Linked DNA regions of Homo sapiens: region 1 is linked to region 2. A link is an interaction called in ENCODE POLR2A ChIA-PET data of the cell type or tissue named here. Cell type or tissue: Panc1. All regions are shown on one strand. Links, peaks and the distances in the headings refer to the core of each region. The heading gives the core; the rest is flanking DNA.

The links. ChIA-PET counts read pairs that join two places held together with the same protein. Peaks named below come from ENCODE experiments on the same cell type or tissue, not always from the same donor. Only the 100,000 strongest peaks of a DNase experiment are listed, where the experiment ranks them.
Region 1: POLR2A ChIA-PET joins it to region 2 with 10 read pairs; 3 of 35 experiments call an interaction of 5 or more read pairs at or near these places.

What each region holds. Positions count from the first base shown.
Region 1 is chr2:200,235,560-200,246,651 of GRCh38, reverse strand. No RefSeq gene overlaps it. Among named protein-coding and RNA genes, the nearest start is that of SPATS2L, 66 kb to the left of the region's middle. RefSeq lists an enhancer at 893-2,092. In Panc1, for the core only: no CTCF peak of the experiment used is centred there; no DNase peak of the experiment used is centred there.
Region 2 is chr2:200,321,526-200,332,617 of GRCh38, reverse strand. It overlaps SPATS2L (spermatogenesis associated serine rich 2 like), which reads right to left. Exons shown (of 13, transcript NM_001100423.2): 2 at 3,138-3,187. Among named protein-coding and RNA genes, the nearest start is that of SPATS2L, 20 kb to the right of the region's middle. RefSeq lists a silencer at 10,458-10,752. In Panc1, for the core only: no CTCF peak of the experiment used is centred there; no DNase peak of the experiment used is centred there; H3K27ac peaks cover 2,443 bases.

The sequences.
Region 1 (11,092 bases), core at 1,367-9,366, 86 kb after region 2:
TGAGACTGCTCTCTGCTTGTTAAATAAATGATATGTTATTAACAACAACAAAACATACTTGATCTAAAATTTAACCAAATAACATATTGTTTGAAACAAAAAAGAATCCCTAGTCTAATGGCTAATGCTTATAGGTGTGGCCCAACACTGCTTCAACTACCTGTGACTTCAGGTGTGTCACAGAACCCCTCCTCCAAACCTCATCTGTGTCATTTCTAAATAATGAGCTCGGCCCAAATGTGGGTCACAACCCAATAGTAGGTTGAGAAATCAAGTTGGTGCATCAAAACTAGTGATAAAAAATATCAAATTATGGCCAGGTGCAGTGGGTCACGGCTGTAATCCCAGCACTTTGGGAGGCCGAGGTGGGTGGATTACCTGAGGTCAGGAGTTCGAGACCAGCTTGGCCAACATGGTGAAACCCCGTCTCTACTAAAAGTACAAAAATTAGCCGGGCATGGTGGCAGGTGCCTGTAATCCCAGCTACACGGGAGGCTGAGGCAGGAGAATCGCTTGAACATGGGAAGAAGAGGTTGCAGTGAGCTGAGATTGTGCACTGCACTCCAGCCTGGGCAACAGGACTAGACTCTGTCTCAAAAAAGAAGAAAATTACATAGAATGGAATTAAAGAATAGAAAGTACCAGTGCATCATGCTTGAGAGGAAATAACATTTTATACAATGTTTCAGATACTCACACATGTGTGGTATACTGGGTTGTGATGTAAGATTTATTTCATTCTGTAGGTGATAGTCAAAAAAGTTCAAGAAATGCTGAGATAGATAACTTCTAGGTCCTCTTCAGCTGTGATATTCCTTGGGCCTTTTGTGTAAGTGATACTGTGGCAGAGACTGCAAACAAATTGTCCACCAAAATTAATGATCCCCTTCCATATTATGAAGCTATGACTTCCATATTATGAAGCTATGACTTCATAATATGGCTCAGAGCCAGAGACTCTAATTCCTAGTTCCTCTTGCAGGTAGATGGGACCATGTGATGGGTCCTTGCCAGTGGAGTGTAAGCAGAAGTGATACGCATCACTTCCAGGCAGAAGTGGTTAAGGAGCAAGTGAGTCTTCTCGCTCTCTTCTTCTCTTGCTATTGCCTCCATGCAGACGAACTTACTGACCTTGGGAACTCTGTGTTGGAGATGGTGAAGCCAGAAGATGGAACTAGCCTGGTGCTTCAGACGCTGCTTGGAGAACAGCCTCTGCCCTTCAGGAACACCTATTTTGGTGTTCATATGAGCAAGAAGTAAACTTCTCTTGTATTTGTGCCATTATACATATTGGAGGGTCTGCTTGTCATGACAGTGAGTGATTTGAATCCAGAAAACACCCAACAGCTGGAGAGAGAGCACTGGAGGCTGTGCTTCACGCAGGGCCTGGCTGGCACGCAGGCGATACTGCATTCTGTTAGAGTTCCTGTATGCTTGTCCTGCATGTGAAAGAGGTAACAGAACATGTGTTCAGTAGTCTTGCCTTCTGATAATCCTCTTGACAAAAATCAGGATAGGCAGAAAATTCCTCTACTGCAGCAATAGTCTCTTAACCACAACTAGGAAAATGATTAGAAAAATTAAAAAGTATTTCATAACCTGGAAGAAATTATAGTAGGTATAATTCTAAAATAGCTTACTCCATTTCTGTTTGTGAAAGTAATATTTTGTGTTTCTGTGAGTCTAAATAGTTTACAAAGACCTTTAAAAAAAAATTTAGACAGAGTCTTGCTCTGTCATCCAGGCTGGAGTCCAGTGGTACCATCTTGGCTGTCTACCTCCCAGGTTCAAGCGATTCTCCTGCCTCAACCTCATGAGTAGCTGGGTTTACAGGTATCCACCACCACGCCCAGCTAATTTTTGTACTTTTAGTAGAGACGGGGGTTTCACCATGTTGGCCAGGCTGGTCTTGAACTCTTGACCTCAGGTGATCTGCCCGCCTCGGCCTCCCAAAGTGCTGGGATTACAGGTGTGAGCCACTGGGCCCAGCCTACAAAGTACTTCTATATGTAACATACATCACTTGACTCTACAAATAATTTTGGCGATAGGAAAGCAGGAAGTTATTGCCCCCATCTCACAGACGAAAAAATACAGGCTTTGTGGAATTTAGTAACTTAAAGTTTATACCAGGAGTAGCAGAGCCAGTCCTTGAATCGCACACCTTCAAAGCCCAAGTCTGTTTCTCCTCTGAGCTTGTTAGGTCTGGGTTTTGTTTGCTGCTGTATTTTCAGCACCAGTCTGAAATGTAAAAAGATCTAATAAAGGAAGATCTCTTACTGCTTCTCCTGGTTTTGGCTCAGGTCCCCACTGTCTTTGCTACAGGAAAATGCCTACTTTTTTTTTTTTTCCATCCAGTGTTGGAGCAGTAACAGTGGACTTCAGCTGTGAGTCAATTAAGGTGATGTTGGAAAATGGAAAATGGAGTGGTTCACATTCTGCTGATTAAAGAGTATTTTTTGGATTTAATGAGATTTAAAACATTTTGCAACATTTTCCAGGGAATTCAAAACTCCCTTGGAATTATAAGAATTATGAAACTTATTTTGAGCAGCATAATGACAATACGGCATCGCTAAGCATTAAATGAAATAAAAATATCCGCAACAATTTTTGCCTGTCTAAATATAGGAGAGTAGCTGAAAAACAAAAGAGACCAAAACGCGCCCAGATTTTCAGGAAAAGAAAGTCCTTATCAATGAAGCATCAAACCCGAAGTAGATGAGTGGGCTCTGTTTTACTTTTTTTTTTTTTTTTTTTTTTGTAGTCTTGGTTATGTTTGTAGACATGGTTGCTGAAGAAAAACAGAAAAGTTTTTGATCTTACCAGTAAAAAGAACTTCTCTAGAAGTTACAAAAAGATTAAATACTGGGCCCCACGTAACTATTTCAAAAATGGTATTTTTGTAGCTATGTATATAAATAAAACCATTTCCAAAGCAGAGGTCTCTGTAGGAAATTTTGGACCAATGTTTCCATTATTAAATATGTCTATGAGCTAAAAAGTTTCCTAGATCCAAACCTGCCTGTCTAGTTATTTTTGGACACAGTGGAGTCTCAAGCTTGGAGGGAAACCGTCTGCAGTGCTCGGTTGGATCTCAAGGCACCCACAGCACAACTGAGAGGCAGCCTCTTCTGACGAGTCTGTTGCTGGCACAGCATGGCTTCGTCTCCGGGAACGTATTGTGGGGGGGAAAACCCAAATAGTCACTGGATCCATTCTTGAGAGCATAATCTGGGGCCTGTCTGAAAATTTAATAGCTAGAAAGGGAGGTAACCCAGTTAAGTGCCACAGAGAGGGTCTAGGGGGTCTGAAAAGGGTGGCCAAAAGCTCAGAGCTTCTTGCAAATGTTTTCATAACTGGGACATCTCTCTTCAACTGGTTCATAAAGAAAAATGCCTTTCATTTGTAGAGCTAATCTAGTTTGGTGATCAGCCCAATGCATGTAAGAACCAAACGCTCTGCTATTTGCAGATTAGCTCAACTGATGAAGTATTCTAAAGTCACTTATTTTGTGTGTGTGCTAAAAGTTTCTTCCAAATATTAGGGAGGGAGAACATTCTTTGATTTAATGATTTCAGTGTCCACATCATTCCCATGTTGGAGACTGTGGGTCCATGTGGGCTGGGCATCCTCTAAGAGATAGAATCTGGAATTAATTAGAAAGAAATTACCACCCCAATAAACATATGTTAAAATTATCTTAACGTTCAATAATTAAAGAGGTAGGAAATACCACTACTCTGAAACTCTCTTATAAGTGCGGATAAAAGAGTCAAGCTCCTAGTTGTGCGCATACATAATACAGCTCCCAGCACAGTGCACTGTTTAATGAAAATTCCTGGCTGGAGAGCTGACTCCATTAGGAAAGGTTCACATCAGACAGAAGTGTTTACCAGGGCACGTTATGTGTTCATTGCAATGATTAGAGGAAAATGGTTTTATAGCCATGAAATTGCTGCAGGGGAAAAAAAGCTAACATTAGCCTCTTCCTCTGCACAAGGCTTTATATTCTATAAATGTGAGGAGACAAAGAAATGTCTATTAGTAATTCTTTTTGGGGAGAGAAAAACATATTCTACTATCATAAGGATTCTGAACATAAGTGAATTATGATGGAAGCAATCCATGATGGATGCAATGCATAGACTTGTTGATTATTCATTCATTAAAAACAATTATGGAATACCTTCTAGGCCAAAGGTACCCTGAGAAGGGATAGAAGCATATAAAAATAAATGTCAAAATTCCTGCCTTTAAAGAATTTACAGGCCAGGCATGGTGGCTCACGACTGTAATCTCAGCACTTTGGGAGGGTGAGGTGGGCAGATTGCTTGAGGCCAGCAGTTTGAGACCAGCCTGAGCAACATAGTGAGACCCCTGTCTCTACAAAGAAGTGAAAAAAAAAAAAAAGCTGGGCTTGCTGGTGCACACCTGTGGTCCCAGCTACTCAGGAGACTGAGGTGGGAGGATCACTTGAGCCCAGGAGATTGAGGCTGCTGTGAGACATGATTGTACCATGACTCCAGCCTGGGCAACAGAATGAGACCCTGTCCCCCGCCCAAAAAAAAAATCTACAGTGTAGAAATGCAGAAAGAGAAACAGTAGGACCACAAACACCTCTAAAATCAGGTACAATGAGAGAAGTTAGTTATAGCAGAGCAACAATAAGGGAAGAATAATTCTGGCAATGAGGGAGGCTTTAAGAAGGAGGTAACATCTGAGCTGGGCTTGGCAGGATGAGTTGGATTTCAGGAGGGGAATTGCAGGAGGGAGCAAGGCATTCCCTGCAGAGGAAACATGGAGCAAAAGCATTGCTAGGGGAAGGTGCAGGGTGTGTTTTGGGAACAGTGGGCAACGTGGCACGATAGGAATCTCCTGTGCTTGGAGAGGTGCAGTGGGACATAGGCCTGGCAGGGAAAAGGGACAATTATAAAATCCCTTTGAAAGTATTTTATAAATTCAGTGTGTTCCTATTTCCTCTAGGGAAATTGCATTTTTCACCTTAAACACCAGCTGAATTGAGGACGTAATTGGTGGTTTTAAGTCCAATTATATTTAAGTCTGTTGAAAGTAAGGACTATGGATTTTGATATTACTTTTGACAGGGTATGCATAATAAGGCCTTTGATAGAAGTTAAAACAATGGCACAAAGTACAGTGGTCTTTCCCTCAGCTAGGAAACAAGAAAGAGATGACAAAAAATGAGAAATGAGCCAATTAAATTACGCAAAAACATCATGCTTGCAGAGAAACAGAAAAAACTCAGGCTTTAGGATTGTACTTCAAAGACTAATTTACTTTCCCTTTTAACCAGTTTTCTTATTTCCTTAGGATTTCCTCTAAACTATTTAGTAATTAGATTACACTAAGGAAAAAGAAAAATTTTTTAAATGATCTTAATGACTAATTTTAGGAAGGAATTTGAAGGGTAGATTCTATTTAGAAGTTGTTTTTTCTGTTATCTCAGTTCTTCACTGGAGGAGAATGATTCTTGTGTTTCTCCCTCCCTCCCAGAAGATGATTCTAGAGATTGCATTCTGCTCCTGATAAGTTAAGTTAGTAAACACAGATGCAACCAAGTGCAGTCTAAGTGAAAGAAGAGATGAGAAATTACCTGGTTTTTTTTAGAGGTATAAACAAATCTCTTAAATTAAGAGAGTTAGTTTCAAATTATATATATGTACATCTATATTTTATAATATATATTTCAAATTATATACAAATATATATTTCATATGTATATTATTAAATATCTGAGGAAGCAACCTCAGATCCATTGGTTCAAACCTTTACATGAGACTCAAATCATTTAAAAATTACTTTCCTAAATTACTTTCCTTTTCTATCAAAACAAAACACTTGATAGAAAAGCAGCACTTATCATACTGGTACTATCTTACTGGTTTTGTGTGTTTTCTGTCTTGTCCAACCAGAAAGAAACGCACTTAAGGGCAGGGACCATATCTTTTTTGTTCACAAGCGTACATCTTTGCATTTAGCACAATGCTTGGAAAATCACCATCATCATGATGATTATCTTCATCATGCAACTAACACTTATTGAGCAGTAAACTTCCTATATGTGCTTTGCATGTATTACCTCATTCAATATTACATTGAAGGTTATTGATATATGTTTGTTGAATATAAATGGACTTCTTCTGAAGAAACGGAATATAATGCTGACAAGTTATTCAAATGGTGTTCTAAAGGTTTAATTGTACTAAAGATTTTTGCTTATGGCAGAAAAATTGGAAATCTTGGAGAGACATTAGATGGGAAAGAAGTACCAGGAAAAAAGAAAAGGGTAGTGATGGTTAGGGTCACACATTTTACCTGTCTTCTTCACTTATTCTTTTTCAAATGGCCTAATTGTTTATTTTCCTCATTATGTAAGCATACATACTCAATGCAAACTTCAGAAAAGTTTTCTATTCTGGAAGCATTACACTTATGCATAAGCATCTTTTTCCCACTTTGCAGAAAAAGATAGCTTAGTAACATGCCACCATCCAAGTAACAGAGATGTAGACCCTTAGTAGCAACTCAATAAATGCACTGATGATTAATTTAAAGCTGCTGCCCAGAGGGCACTGATTTTTCATTGAGCCAAATTTCAAATCAATGTATTACATTTCTTTCTTATGAATGATATCGTCTAAAAAGGAAAGGGCAAATAAAAAGTTAGCAAACTCCTTCCTGGCATGTATTGATCCTCAAATATTGAGGCATATATTAGAATCAACTGAGTTCATTGCAACGGAAAATTAATACACCCAACTAGCCTCAAAAGCACAAGCATTTTACAATTTCTGAGTGGTTTAAAAATATGTACACATTTTTTAATGTGTATGGGTTGGTAGGTGCAGCAAACCACCATGGCACATGTATACCTATGTAACAAACCTGCATGTTCTGTACATGTATCCCAGAACTTAAAGTAAAATTTAAAAAAATATATGTACACATTTTAAAAGTCTCATTAAGTATGTAACACCAGCAAACTGATGTTTAGAGACCATTACTTAATCTCATCTCTGCCATTCCTGATTGTTGGAGGCGATGATGTGCCTATGGTGTTTGAACTTCAGAACAGCACACAGCTTTTGAATGGCAGTGACACAGCCTCAGCAGGGAGTGTGCCTTGTAAAGCTGTCTCCGTCTGAATCAGTCTGCCTAAGTGGTTTCCTGCAGTCCACAAAATGCATTCACATGTGGTGTCTACATCAGATAATGTTGTATCTTGTGGCTTCTATGGGGTCTGGAAGTAGTGAACAACATAGGAAAGTGAGAAGTCATTCAAATGCTGGAAGGAAGATGGCAAAGATAAAGCTGCAAACAGTGTCACTGGGAAACAAAGATTGAGGTCTGTACAGGGTGAAGCTTTAGGAGTGCCTGTTAAAGGCTGGAGTCTCAGGGCATCCTAGTGACTTTTCTTTCTCCTGCCTCTTTTGTCTCCTTCTTACTTTTCCAGAAAGAAGTTCCTGATGGGAGCATTTTTCCCATGGCTACTATCTCACCTGTAGTTTGAGTGCTATCCTCCAAGAATTAGCCTTCCCTCTTTGCTAAGGAACAATCAGAGCCAATGCACTGTGGCCACAGCCTTGTGAAACTCGGAAAAGATGCTGATGCCTGAGGTGCAAAACACACTTTCATGTACAGTGTTTTCTTTTCTTCCTATAACAATCTTATAAAATTATTAGGGATGAAATTATTCTTTCTAGACCAATATCTTGTCAGTAAATGTTGGATTCCAAGCTCACTATTCTAGTAACGGGAATCTCATACCCCTGTTGTTCCCTCCACAGTGCCTAATATTATGCTTGGCACATCATAAACATGTTTATCATTAATTGCAACTAAATTCCTTGGAAGGAATTACCTTGCCTCCTCCTCTTGAATAGAAATGGAAAAAGATCTTCAGTATAGGTACTGTTTTATTAGACTCTTCTAAGGAACCAGAAGGTCCTTAAGCTTTAATGGATAGAGTTTAACAAAGGTTCAAAGCTTTAATGGATAGAGTTTAACAAAGGTTCTCTTTGAAGAGGTGTGGGCAGGGAACTGGAACCAATGTGGGAGGATGAGATACCTAGGATGCATTAGGAAGCCATGGCCACCCTCAACCCTGAAGGGGAAGGCAAGTGATCTTACTGGAACCCAGTGCAAACCAAACAGAATCCTTGAAAGAGGAACCTTCTGAGAAAAGCCGAGGATACAAAGCAACCTAGAGGAATCTAGGAGAATGCAACCATTGCCCAAACCTTTGGCCTAGCGGAGGGCAGGAAGGTCAGGGAATAAGTACTCCAGCTTCTCTCTCTTCCTTCTCCTTCATCTTCTACTAATGCTTCTGATTGGCCAAACCCAAGTAAAGTCAAGGAGGTTGAGAGTGAAGCAGTCCATGGACGTCTGCCTCCCAAGACTCAGAGTGGGGAAGAGATGATGGAGAGTAGGTCTGGAGAGGCAAACAGAGTATTAGCACAGGAAATTAATCAATACTTGGTGACTGGAATTTTTCTTTCTTCCCCGCTTCTTTATACCAACTTTATACATCAAGATTTACCATAGAGCCATAGATTTTCCTCCTTCTGTTTTTTTTGTTTGTTTGAGACAGGGTCTCATTCTGTCACTCGGGCTGGAGTGCTGTGGCACAAACATGGCTCACTGCAGCCTCAACCTCCTGGGCTCAAGTGATCTTCCCACCTCAGCCTCCCGAGTAGCTGGGACTACAGGTGCCACACACTTCGCTATTTTTAAAATTTTCTGTAGAAACAGGGCCTCCCTATGTTGTCCAGGCTGGTCTTAAACTTCTAGGCTCAACTGATCTGCCCTCCTCAGCTTCCCAAAGTTCTGGGATTACAGATGTGAGCCACTGCCCCCGCCCCTTCTGTTCTTTATAATGGAAATGGCTATTACTTTAGTGTTTGTCTTTAAGAAACACAATTTCTCATGAAGTAATATGTATGTGTATACACACACATAAAATTAAAAAGGCATAATGCATATTTTTTTCATTTGCCCAAGAGAACTAGCTTAATGAATAAGCTAGGATTTGTGGAGTCATATCATGAAGTAGCTTTGTTTTTCTCACACCACAATATTTCAGAACTGCTCTATTTGCTCTCTTTTCTCCATCATGCAAAGATATCTAAAGCAAACCCCATCATTTTTTTCTAGCCATATTTGTATATTAAAATATTGTCATTCTCATGTATTAAGAAGCCCAGCTTAACCTAGGTCAACATTTCCAATCTGTCAAGAAATTTAAAGCTTTGCTCCTGGCCTGCACAGTTTCACCTGACCCATGCTTGAACACTTGCAGAGGGAAAATGCGGAGAGAGAGGGCCCTCTTTTCTCTTCTTATTCCTTGTTTTCTGGCTGTATTCTATGTGATGGTTTCTCTCATGGAGCACCTTTGTGGGTTCTGTGATTCTTTCGTGACCTCCTTCTCTTAGATTCTCCCACTGCACCCTCCCCTGGTTATCTGTGGCTCACCCTTCAGTTCCATCACGTCTCCCATGGAGTTGTGCAGTACAGCAGCTCTCCTGCTTCTGGTAGGATGCTTCTCACAGAATCCAGGATGAGGGATGACTTCTCTGGTAGCTCTCTCTGCTCACAGCCCTGACTATGGACTTGTCTAAGTCAAAGTCAGGTATGTGTCTGTGCCCTTCAAACTTCACGGACCCACATCAAGCTCCCTGAGAGGTATTCCTAAACCAGCCTTTGAAGGTGGCTGGGAAAAGCATAGCACTCCAACAAATCTCTCCAAAGAAATTTCTCCCAACCTTCCATCCTTATCCTTTCTTAGTATGGAGAGAATGGAGATAGAAGGGCCTAGAAGTCATGCACAGATGTTTTCGACCCTTCATGAGAACCTATAAGCACTTAAAAGCTATTGTTCTCAGTCTTAATGCACAGACTGGAAAAGTTTCATTTAGACTCCTGTTATGGCTTCCATATTGTAAAAATAGTAAAAACTAAATTTTATAACCTTACCTGCACAGGAAAGTTATCATTCTAAGTATTCTACTCCAGTCTTTTTGATAGACCTGTGTTACATAGTTGTAAACTCACCACTGTGATCTTCTTCCTTGTTTTATTTGATAGTTGGTTACTAGCAGTTTTTCTTATTTCTATATTGCTTATTTAATAATTTAACAAAATAAATTGAATGCCAATTTTGCATAGACACTATGCAGCACCAATAATATGGTAGTGAAGAAAACAGACAATTATAGGTCACATTCCAAATGGGCTGTTAGGCATTAAAGGAATAATCACAAAGAAAACATGAGTTATATGATCACTTAACATGTATAACTCATGTTTCATTAGGTGGATATGCCATGTTTTACTCAACTATTTCCCTGTGGTTTCATATTCTGAGTAATATAATCATGCAAATCACATTTTCCATACTCTGAATTATTTCATTAGGCTAGATTCCAACAAAAGACAATTAGACACAGTGCATTTTTCATTAGCTTGAGTTGAAATGTTTGTGTTTTGAGAATTCTTATACAATTTCACAATATCCACATAAAGCACTTAGAATAAGTTGGCCGTATGGTAATCACTCAATACACATTAGATATTATTAGTATCACTACTAGCATTTGCAGTAGAGTTATCCTTGGATGTTGTGACATCAGATTTAGCAGTCATAGGATGTTAAAGGGATGCAGCACTTTTATGAAGAAAATGTATTACATACTTCCCTTGAAAATAGCTTCCCATGAAAACAAAGCAAAAACCACAGAAAATAGAGGTAGAATTAGATATTTCAAGTTTCTTTGGTTTCCTTAGACTTCTAGACTAGTGCTTTTTTCCTGGACTACTCTAATTTCTCTTTGTTACAGAGCTAGGCTGATGGCAGTCTAGAAATTAAAGACAAGAATCAGAAAGTTAAGTTCCGCAGTTTATGATTGCATCATCATCCAAATTTCCACCAGTTGCTTCTAGCTCATCTACTACTTCTTCATGTAGTTTATGAGAGAAGTTTTGTAAAGCACAAAAAATAAAAACATGCTTGTCATTAGAAACTATCATATGTTATATAATATTATTACTACATGTATTATTATAACATATT
Region 2 (11,092 bases), core at 1,027-9,026:
TTCACTCCTACACATTCACTAAATCTAAGCCATGATAATAAATGCATTTTACTGTATTAAAAAATAGTTTGGGCCAGGCATGGTGGCTCACACCTGTAATCCCACCACTGTGGGAGACCAAGGTGGGAGGATCGCTTAAGCCCAGCAGTTTGAGACCAGCCTGGGTAACAAAGTGAGACCCCCTATCTCTATAAAAAATAAAAAAAATAGCCAGTTGTGGTGGCATGCACCTGTGGTCCCAGCTACACCAGAGGCTTAGGCAAGAGAACTGTGTTAGCCCAGGAGGTTGAACTTTTAGTGAGCTGTGTTGGCGCCACTGCACTCCAACCCAGGTGACAGAGTGAGACCCTGTCTCTCTAAAAAAAAAAAGCTTGAAGATTTCCAGTAAACTTACTAAAGCTGATTCTTCCAAATCTCTCTCTTTCCTCTCTGTCTCTCCCTCTCCCTCTCCCTCTCTCTCTCTCACACACACACATTTTACATATTGTAATAAAATTTTTCCTCTTAATGAGGGCTAATATTGTGCATACCAAGAGAACAAAATGTTCATTCAAATTTTAAAGCAATTTTGCACCAAAAGGGTTCCAAGTTCAATACTGATCAAGCCTGGAAAGCCAAAAAATGTTATTTCTGTAGCCAAACTAAGGAGTACAAGCACAAATAACAGAGATTGATTCCAAATTCAGAGTCTCCAGTGTTTTCATTACCATCATAAATGTTCTCCAAGTGGACCGTAGAAATGGGACATACTTAGATGACAATACTGTGGTACGAGCAAAATCTGCCTCTGGTCGACCACTGTCTTACCAATAACAACAAAATAACTAACATTTTTTATTGTGCCAGGACTTTCCACATATCAACCTACCTATACTTTCCATATATGGGCTTGTTTAATCATCATCAAAACAACCCAATGAGGTGAATACTCTCATTTGTCCCATTTTACAAGAAGAAATTGAGGCACAGAGAGGGGGACTAACTTGACCAAGGTCCCACTGCTGTTAAGTAGCTGAGGTGCGACTCAAAATCATTCCTCCTGGAGCCTCGGTCTATATTCCCTACACTACCTTGCAGAATGTTAGTTTTGTTGTTATTGTTGGCACTGTTATTGTTATTTTGATAACAACAAGAATAGTTCCTTGAGATCAGAGCAAAATGTGTGAATCCTAGGGGGAAAAACATCTATGTACATTTATTTTGATCCATGAGAAATTTGTGAAAATGACTGTAACCAAGCAACTCTCTAATTCTGGGAGAACAAATTAAGAAATGAATTAAGGGATTCAGTGGATACCCAAATTAGTCATTAGAACTTGAAGATCTGGAATTCTGGTCTAAATCCAGCTTTGGCACTTGCATCGAAAATAAACATAATCAGATAAGCATCACAGCTCACAATTAAAATGGATTTATATGGCTTATGTGTCCACATGGGACAGGCCTCTTCATAATTGAATTCGGACACCTCTTCAGTTATTGTGGGCTTCATTTACCATCTTCCTAGTCTTTCATAACTGCTGGCAATAGGATTATGCTGAGGGGGAAATCATTTTCAATCACTGATGTCTGCAGTACAAGCATAAAAAGATAAAAGTAAAGCCTTTGAGCTGTAATTAGAAAATTCCTAAAGTGTGCTCATGTGGCATATGGTTTAGACTACTACCAACTGGCAAGACCAGTTACAGAAGGGATGTCTAATGTCACCGTTCTGGGATAAGCAGCCAGTACAAGTAGCGTTCCAACACATGATTAGAGTAATCTTTTGCAGGGTAAAACATTCCTGCTTTCCACCTCTAATATGATTAGTGACAGGCAGCTGGAGGCATCTCATTCTCCTGACAAAAATATGATCAGAATTGTTTTCAATTGGTACATCTTTCCATCAAGCTGTTGCCTTCCAGCAGAATAATCAGAGTTTCTGATTATTTGGTATACGTTTCAAGAAAACAGGAATTGATTGTGCCCTTGCTTGTCTGATGGGTAGAAGGCTGCCAGGATCTACATAGTAACTCTTCAGCTGCCTAACCAAAGGAAAACTAAGCAGTGTGTGCGCCTGTGCATGCAGACATGTGTATGGAGACAGAAAGACAGAAAATCAACAGTTGTTTCTATATTAATTCTCTTTGAACAACTGAAAGTGCTTTCATTGTGATTCAAATATGAGGAAGTAAAATATTCGATTCTATTCATGGAAAACAACCAACTCCCACCAATATTTATGGCTCTTTTCAAAAAGTTACAATCATCTTACCACAAAAGTTTTACATTTATGGAAAAAGAATCAAGTTTATATTAAACATTAATGGAAATATCCAGGAGGCAATAAGACTTCATTAATTTGGACTACCTCAATTTGGAATTTATGATTATTTAACAGGGTCTGGACCAAGGATGATCTTTGGTTACTGTTTTATTGAATATCAATTTTGTGTAAGTTTGCCTTGCATACATGAGCTTGAAAACATCTTGACAATTCTGCAAGATGGGTATAATTACCCCATCTTAAAGAAGAGGAAACCAAGGCTCAGAAAAGTAAGTGACATGCGAAGACTGCACGATTATTAGGCAGCAGAGGCAGGATGCAGAGCCAGGCTGTCTGGCTCAGGAGTCTGTGTCCTACTCCCACTCAATGCTGACTGAGCACTGTCAATTCCAAGTCAGACTTCTGCAATCGTGGGAGCACATTCTTCAATAAGAAGGACAGTGAGAGCAAAAGTGGCTATCACTGTGAGGAGGGAAAGCCAGGCAGTCTGGCTCCAGAGCCCACCACTCTTAGCCATAATTCTTTTCTAAATCACAAGAATGTCTTTAAAAGCCCTATTTTTTTTTTTTTGGTACTTCAAAGTATTTCATATGCATGAAACTACTCTAAAGATCCACAGACGTGGCAAGGCAGGTGGGGAAGGGGGATGTGGGTGGGGTGGCACTGACTTACATCCACCAGACCCCACTGCCCTATCAGGAATAACTTCAGTCAACACACTCTAAAAGAGAACTCTGGTGTTGAGCCCTGAGAGGCAGCAGAGGCGGCCAAAGGCTGTGACAAGGCTCCCAGGAGGCAGCTGCAGGTGTAGGGACAGCTGGCCATGGCAGCAGGAGGAGGTCACAGAGAGGGAAGGACCATCTCTACTCACCTGGGAATCCACAGCAATGTTCCTGAAAGCAGCCTGGTTTCTGAAGAGCTCTAGGAAAAATGGAAATTTGGGAAGTCAGGCAGGTCTCAAATTAGTAGCCACACCACCCATTTCCCATCACACTCAAAACCCAAGCACAGGATCTGGAGTCAAGAAGACAGGGAATTCGTCCTCACCCATGACTTAACAGCTATGTGACTCCAGGTAGGTGGAGTAACCTCTCTGTGCCTCAGTTTATTCAACTGTAAGATGGGGATAATAACAGTACCTTCCTCACAAAGTTGTTGACTGGATGATATATAACATATGTAATGCATTTAGCACACTGCCTAACATATAATAGTGAAATACACCAACAACAGCTAACATTTATTGCCTGCTTAGGAAGTGTCTAGCATTGTTCTAGGGCTTCACATAGGCTAACTCTTCAATACTCTGAGGTAGGCCCTGGTATTACTGGCACTTTACAGGTGTTGGAAAATGAGGCACCAGAGAGGTCAAATCACCTGTCTCATGAAAATGTAGCTGGCAATCAAGTTCCAGAGCCTGGACTATTCACCAAAATATCTTGTCCAATTTAATGTTAGCTATTGTTCTTGTTATAATCCTCTCCTCTCCAAAAGATATCCTATAAAGTACACACAATCCCAAAGAACTCACCATTCAACCAGTAACCACTTAGGTGGAAAGATGGGTGCCAAGGTCGTAAGTCAACCAATCAATCACTCACTCGGTCACCCATCACTTCACATATTTCTTAATAATGCCTATGTCTCTAATGCTCTGCTGAGTACTGTGTGGGGATTCAAATGCTCCGCTAACTGGTCCTACGAGACTCAGAAGATTGACCTCCACAAAATGACTGGAGAACAACCGCGAGGGAGGCACTGGAAAGAAGGGGACGGGGCCTCAGGACACGAGATGCTGTTCCTGGCTCTGGCACCAACTCTCTGGGTGACCTTCTCCAAGCCAGCTGACCTCTCTGGGCTTAATCTTTAAATAAGAGGATTGACCTAAAGACTTTAAGCCCTGAGATTCTACTTTACAACTGTGACTTTCTTTTGGACTAACTTTTTCTCCCTACCAGTCCAGTTTTGAAAAAATATAACCCTTCATTTAGCCAACAAACATTGACTGAACACAATGTTAGGCACCATGAATAATGCCAAAGATATAACACAGGACACAGCCTACACTTTGTAATGACCTCCATAAGCATGGTGAATTCTCATCCTATGAAATCTTGGCAACCAGAAGACAAGGGAAGAATGCAGCCCTGAGGACAACTGTACACACTTGGTCTGTCCCAATCTGTACCAGTCTAACACCCAGGATCCACGTGCCCCAAGTGTCCAGCAGACTGGGAAGGGGTAGGGTGTCATGCTAAGCAGATGGGGAGGGTAAGAATGTCTGTGAAAAATAAGGCAGAAACAAGAAAACCAATGGGATGCTTGGGTGGAAGTTAGATTTGTTTTCTACAAGTTAGTAGTGTTGTATGCAACAAACCGAAGTGACAAGAACTCAGCTGGTACTTAATTGACTTTCTTTAATAAAGTATACCAATGGCTATTTTGACAGAAATCTTTTGTTTGCGTGTGTATGTGTGTGTGTGTGTGTGTGCCCGCACACGCCTGCTTCTACGGGAAACATTTACTTCTACATAAATGCAACTGACTTTATATAAAGATCAGTTCATCTCACCTAGATACATTTGCTTTCACAAAAACTCCTTGGAGGGTAATAATTTAGTGAGTGTAATACTTCCATTAAAAAGGAATTGATTTTAAAATATGCTTTTCACACTTTTGACAAAAACAATTTTCTAATTTTCTTTATGCCCCACAAAAGGCAAACATTGTTGTGTTGACAAAGCAATAAATAACATGAGTTGTCAAATGAGATATTAAACATTTATGGATTAAATTTTTAATAAAGACTTTTAGACATTCCCCAAAATATCCATCAATCTTTGACATGGAAAGAAGCAGCACTTTGGTAAATTCCATCTGCCACTACAATAGAAGTCAGCACAAGATATTTACAACTCAAGAGAGGGCAATGATAGCTTTTTTTTTTTGAGACGGAGTCTCGCTCTGTCACCCAGGCTGGAGTGCAGTGGCATGATCTTGGCTCACTGCAACCTCCGCCTCCCAGGTTCAAGTGATTCTCCTGCCTTGGCCTCTCAAGTAGCTGGGATTACAGGTGCATGCCACCACACTGGGCTAATTTTGGTATTTTTAATAGAGATGGGGTTTCACCATGTTGGCCAGGGTAGTCTCAAACTCCTGACCTCAAGAGATCTGCCCTCCTCGGCCTCCCAAAGTGGTGGGATTACAGGTGTAAGCCACCACGCCTGGCTCAATGATGGCATTTTTAATAGGATGGTTAAATATTTGCAGCATAGGATTTCAGAAGGTACAGGATGGCCAAACAGGGCCGGACATGGTGACTCACACCTGTAATCCTAGCATTTTGGGAGGCCGAGGCAGGTGGATCACCTGAGGTCAGGAGTTCATGACCAGCCTGGCCAACATGGCAAAACCCCAACTCTGCTAAAAAAAAAAAAAAAAAAAAAAAAATTAGCCGGGCATGGTGGCACACGCCTGTAATCCCAGCTACTTGGGAGGCTGAGGCAGGAGAATCGCTTGAACTGGGAAGGCAGAGGCTGCAGGTTGCAGTAAGCCGAGATTGTACCACTGCACTCTAGCCTGGGTGACAGAGCAAGACTCCGTCTCGAAAAAAAAAAGAATGCTCAAACATATCATGCATTATTCTGATAGGTTTTCAGGTAGCAGATATACTGTCTTTACTATGTTTCTACCAAAGTAACCTGTGCTTGGGAGTCTATAGAAAAGTTGGTTCCTAAACTGGCTCTGAAAGGGATTCCACAATTATTTTATGCAATGGCAACATTGTTGGAATACATGCATAAACCTCAAAGAGGACATCTTTCCTCAAAGAGGACAACTTTGAGGAAAAATGCTCATTTGGATAAATAGCTTTCTTAAGCCTAGAGAGAAAAACGATTGAAATTTCAGTAGTGATAATCCCTAGGGTGAAGGATTATTGGTAATTTTTCTTCTTTTTAATAATTTTCTCTGCTTTCTAAATTTTCTATAGTGAGTATGTACTACTTTAACAATCTGAATTTTTGTTTTCAATCTCAGAATATATTATGGAAAACAGCCTTAAAAAAGTGAAAAGGAGTTGGGCATGGTGGCAAGCCCTTGTAGCTCCAGCTACCTGGGAGGCTGAGGCAAGAAGATAGCTTTAGCCCAGAGTTCAAGGCTATTATGTGCTATGATTGCATCTGTGAAGAGCCCAAGACCCCATCTCTAAAAAAGTGAAAAGGCTCTGGAATCAGACAAACTTGGGTTCAAACCTCAGACTACACCCTTTCTACCTGGGTGCCCTTTGATAAGTTACTTAGCAGCTGAAGTCTCATGTTTATCTGGAAAATATAAACAATAGCATGTGCCTTGAGCATCATTTTGCCTGTGAGAGGTGAAATATTTTAAGTGCTTAGCACAGAGTAGGAGCCCAATAAATGGTTAAGTACTCACCTAGTCAAAGAACACAAGGAAGATAAGTGAGGCTTTTCTGATAACACATAGTAAATAAATGTGTTGGTGTTTATAAACTGATGCATCAGACTATTTGTTTATAGAAATACTGAGTTTGTAATAGGTGACTTCCAGAAATTGTCAAACAGTTAAAACTTCAGAGAAAGAGTAAGTAGAAATGGGCTTCTACTCCACTCTCCTTCCCATTACAATTATTTGATTATTAGATTCCTACAGTCTGGCCAGGGCGGTGGCTCACACCTGAAATCCCAGCACTTTGGGAGGCTAAGGCAGGCAGATCACTTGGGGCCAGGAATTCAAGACCAGCCTGGCCAACATGATGAAACCCCATCTCTACTAAAAATACAAAAATTAGCCAGGCGTGGTGGTGTGCACCTGTAGTCCCAACTACTCGGGAGGCTGAGGCAGCAGAATTACTTGAACCCGGGAGGCAGAGGTTGCAGTGAGCCAAGATGGCACCACTGCACTCCAGCCTAGGTAACAGAGTGAGACTCTGTCTAAAAAAATAAATAAATAAAAAGATTCCTACAGTCCAAGAATCTTGGATTCAGCTGTACCTGCCACTTTGCTCACATGTACCTGCTCAAAAATCCTTTGAATGGGACGGAATTTGGGAGAAGGATTAAAGCAGCTCTATTTGAGGATAGAGAAAGAAACCACAGCTATCACAATAAAAATATTTTCCATGTTGTCATTCCTTATGATTAAAGAAAGCAAAATAAATTATGGAATTGTTTAAATGAGGGGTAAGGTACAAGATTATAGATTCCCTGGCTTTTCTTTTTTTATGATAGCTATGTTGATGTTTTCATCCTTTTCCTCTGAAGGTAGTTCAATCAGGTTTATGATAAAATATATATTCTCAACAAAATATGGCTGTTGGGGAGTTGTTGCCCTTGGATATATGTTGCTGTACCTTGACTACAGCAAGAAATATTGATTTAACTGGCTTTAATATCAAGTCGGGTATTTGTTGACACATGGAAATGAAAAATATCAAAACCATGAAAAGCTTAATATATAGGTCAAATCCCATTTCAGCTCACTCCAAGGGACTCTCCAAAGTCTTCTGCTGTATTGAAATTGTGCTCTGCTGATACTTGCCTAAGTTGCTGGATAACAGAGATTTTCATTATAATGGAATTTGCCACACAAATGGATATTAGTATAGATTTTTATGAAGTAAAATTTATTGTATAGAAAGTACAACAGAAAAAAATTCACTGCATCTTCAGTTCTCCCTTCTCTCAACTCTGGAGACACATCTTGCTTCTTACCTAAGGCATGCACATTCTTTCCTTTCAAGACCTGATTTCCCTTTGTTCCTCTCACAGTGCCTGGTGCAGAGGAGACACTCAGGAAATAGCTGATGAGCTCAATGAAAGCTTTGGTACCAAAGCAAAGAAGGGAAATTCAGAATAGTTCCCTGTGTCGAAGGAGAAATAAAATTTAGAAATTGATTCCAAATGAGAATAGCAAGCAGGTTGACCCTCACCACCTGGCATGCTCAGAGAGTCCTGGGACCAGTGGGCCTTGGGTGGGCTCTCTACTGCAAAGCAGTCACAGAGGTTTGTCTAAAATGTCCAGCACTTAGCTCACACACTTACATCCCTCAGGAACTCCACAGAGACATTTCAATCATTAATTGCCTGAAACACCTTCAAGGTCCTACAGTATAGTCCAAGCAAGGGTGGTCAATGAGCAAATCCTGTTGTCTTAAGGGACTAAGATAAAGGGCGATCCACAGTGACTGTATGGGAGGCCATAAAAGCCAAGGAGGTCAGAACATAGCCGCCCAGGATAAGGGAGTCAGTGCAGCCCCAGGGTTGGGATTTACTCTCTTGCAGTCAGACCCAGAAGCAGTTTCTGAGCCCTTCACTACATCACCAGAACTGGGGGGAAGAACCAAGAGAGACCTCCAAAAACCTCTGCACGGATGCTACCCAGTGTCAAAGTTCCCAAATTCCCGTTCCCTTTCCTGTCCCCTCCAGCACTTGCATTACTTTAATAATAAAAGAGTTGCCTATAATTTTCTGTAATGCAATCTTCTGAAATCTTTTTTCTACCTTATAGTCTTTTTCTCTGAGCCTTTCTTATTGAAGAGTAAAATACACATCAAATACCAGTTTTGTTTCTATCTTAGAACAACATAATAGATCTAAATGCCTATTTCTATAAAGGTCTTTACTGTGATCAAAGGAACCACCTATTGAAGTCAAAAGGCCCCCTTCCCTCATTAGAGGAATATGCCCTGGGTGTGAGCATCCAAACTCTGAGAGACTCTAAGCTAGGCACCAGGGGTTTCCAGGGCAGTAAAAGGGCCTGTCCCATTATTACTGGATAAAGTCTAAGCAAAGAGTTAGAAGGGTCTGGTGAGGTTAGCCCCAGGAGTTATATATTTCTACATTTATCTTACAAATATTCCCATACTTCATTTGAAAATATTTTAAATGGTATATTGGCTCATGAGAATATTTAAAATATTCTCATTAAATATTTTAAATGGTATAATGGCTCAAGCCATTATTAATCACCTAGAAACAAATCATAAGCAAACTTTTGGGTGAACCAATGGTTTGCTCAATACATCTGACCCTCCAAATGATCTCTGACTATATAGTAGTCATTATCTCCATTTGAGAGCTGAGGACTCTCAGGGATAGGAAAGCTGTTTGCCCAGGGGTAGACAGCTACCACACAATGGAGCCATGCTGTAAATCCAACCTGCAGATCCCATAGCTAATTCTCTGTTCACAGTTCTAACTATTCACTAGTTGCATAGTAAGTTCAAATTTAACTTGCTAGTACCAACATGCCAAGTTGGTGGTCATGTTCTGTCGAGATTTGAAGCCTTTTTGGCCTTGGGTCCATAAGTGATACTGTTTCTCCCTTGCAAAAACTAAAATGACTGGAGGGAAACCAGAATAATCCTAAGACAAAAATGAGCAAGCTCAAAGGCTATAAAAATTCGAGATCTCAAAAACCAAAGATAGCTTTCTTGACTAGACAACAGTTGGTTATAAACTCTGCAACAAAGTACCTCTCAGATATGAAATATTACTCCTAGAGTTGGGTTTTTTCCCCCATTTTTACTAAGAATTGAAACCCACAAAATGACAAATCAGGATTACCCTATCAAAAGACAACTTCAATTGCTCCTTTGTTCTAAGAAACTGTGTGTTAGGTACTGACTGGCAATACCTGTACCTTGATCTTCACATTAATTATGCATTTTTCCTACAAAATTGGCTGCCACAGTACACACTGTAAGTCAGATTTGAGAGCTGCCAAGAGAAATGTTCCGAATGGCTGACTTTTTAAAGACAACTTGTCAGTTCACCAAATAATTCTTTGAGGGCTTATCCTAGTATACTTTGTCTCTCGTATACCTATACTTATACCTATAGCAATTATTACAGCTCTTTCCTGATGTATCAGCTTACAGCAAAGGCTAAAGAGGTATTTTTTTACATTCAACCCCTGATATACAAGTAATGAAACATACAATTCCTTTGACAGCATCAATTTACTTTGGCTGTTGTTATTGCTTAATTCCTAAACTGACTTATGTGAAATACCCTGATTCCTGGGGAGATAAGTGATTCTGGCTTAGTCCGTACAACTAAAACAAAGAAGAGTTTCATATTATCAACTCAATGAATATTTTCTTCCTTGAGGTTTCCTTTCATCAAATAATCATATCAATGCTTCATTTCCTTTAGTTAACACCTTATTTTAATGAGGCTTGATTCCAAAACATATAAGAATACACACACGCAAGAGGTACTATATTGAGTAAGTCAAGCATTCCAGCCAAGTATCCTATCTTTCATGTGGCACCAAGTGACATTTTGTAGAAGGCACAATGCTAACTATTCATTCTGCAAGCCTCAAAAAGATAGGCATGAACTACATGCCAGAATGGAAAAAGCATAAGCTTTGAAATCTGACGCTGGCTTCAAACACCATCTCTACCACCACTATCTCTCTGTGACCTTGAGCGAATGACTTATCTCCCCTCAGAGCTCTGTCATCTGAAAAATGGGCGTAACAGACTTACCTCAAAGGGGATGTGAAAGTTAAAGAGAATTTTATTGTAAAGAACATAGCATATAACCTGGAACATTAATAGACACTAAAGAACTGTAAGTTTTTTTCTGCCTCTCCATAAAATGCGATTAGTAATTCACTTTGAATTTGTTGTCTATTCACAAAACATAATGTAAACGATATCAGCTGTGGTGTTCTTTGTGATCACAATAAATTAAAAATTGTTTATCCATAGAATAACATTAAAGCACATTCATATACTGAAATTTATGCAGTCATTCTAAATATTTTTCAAATAATATTTTATGACAAGGAAATTTT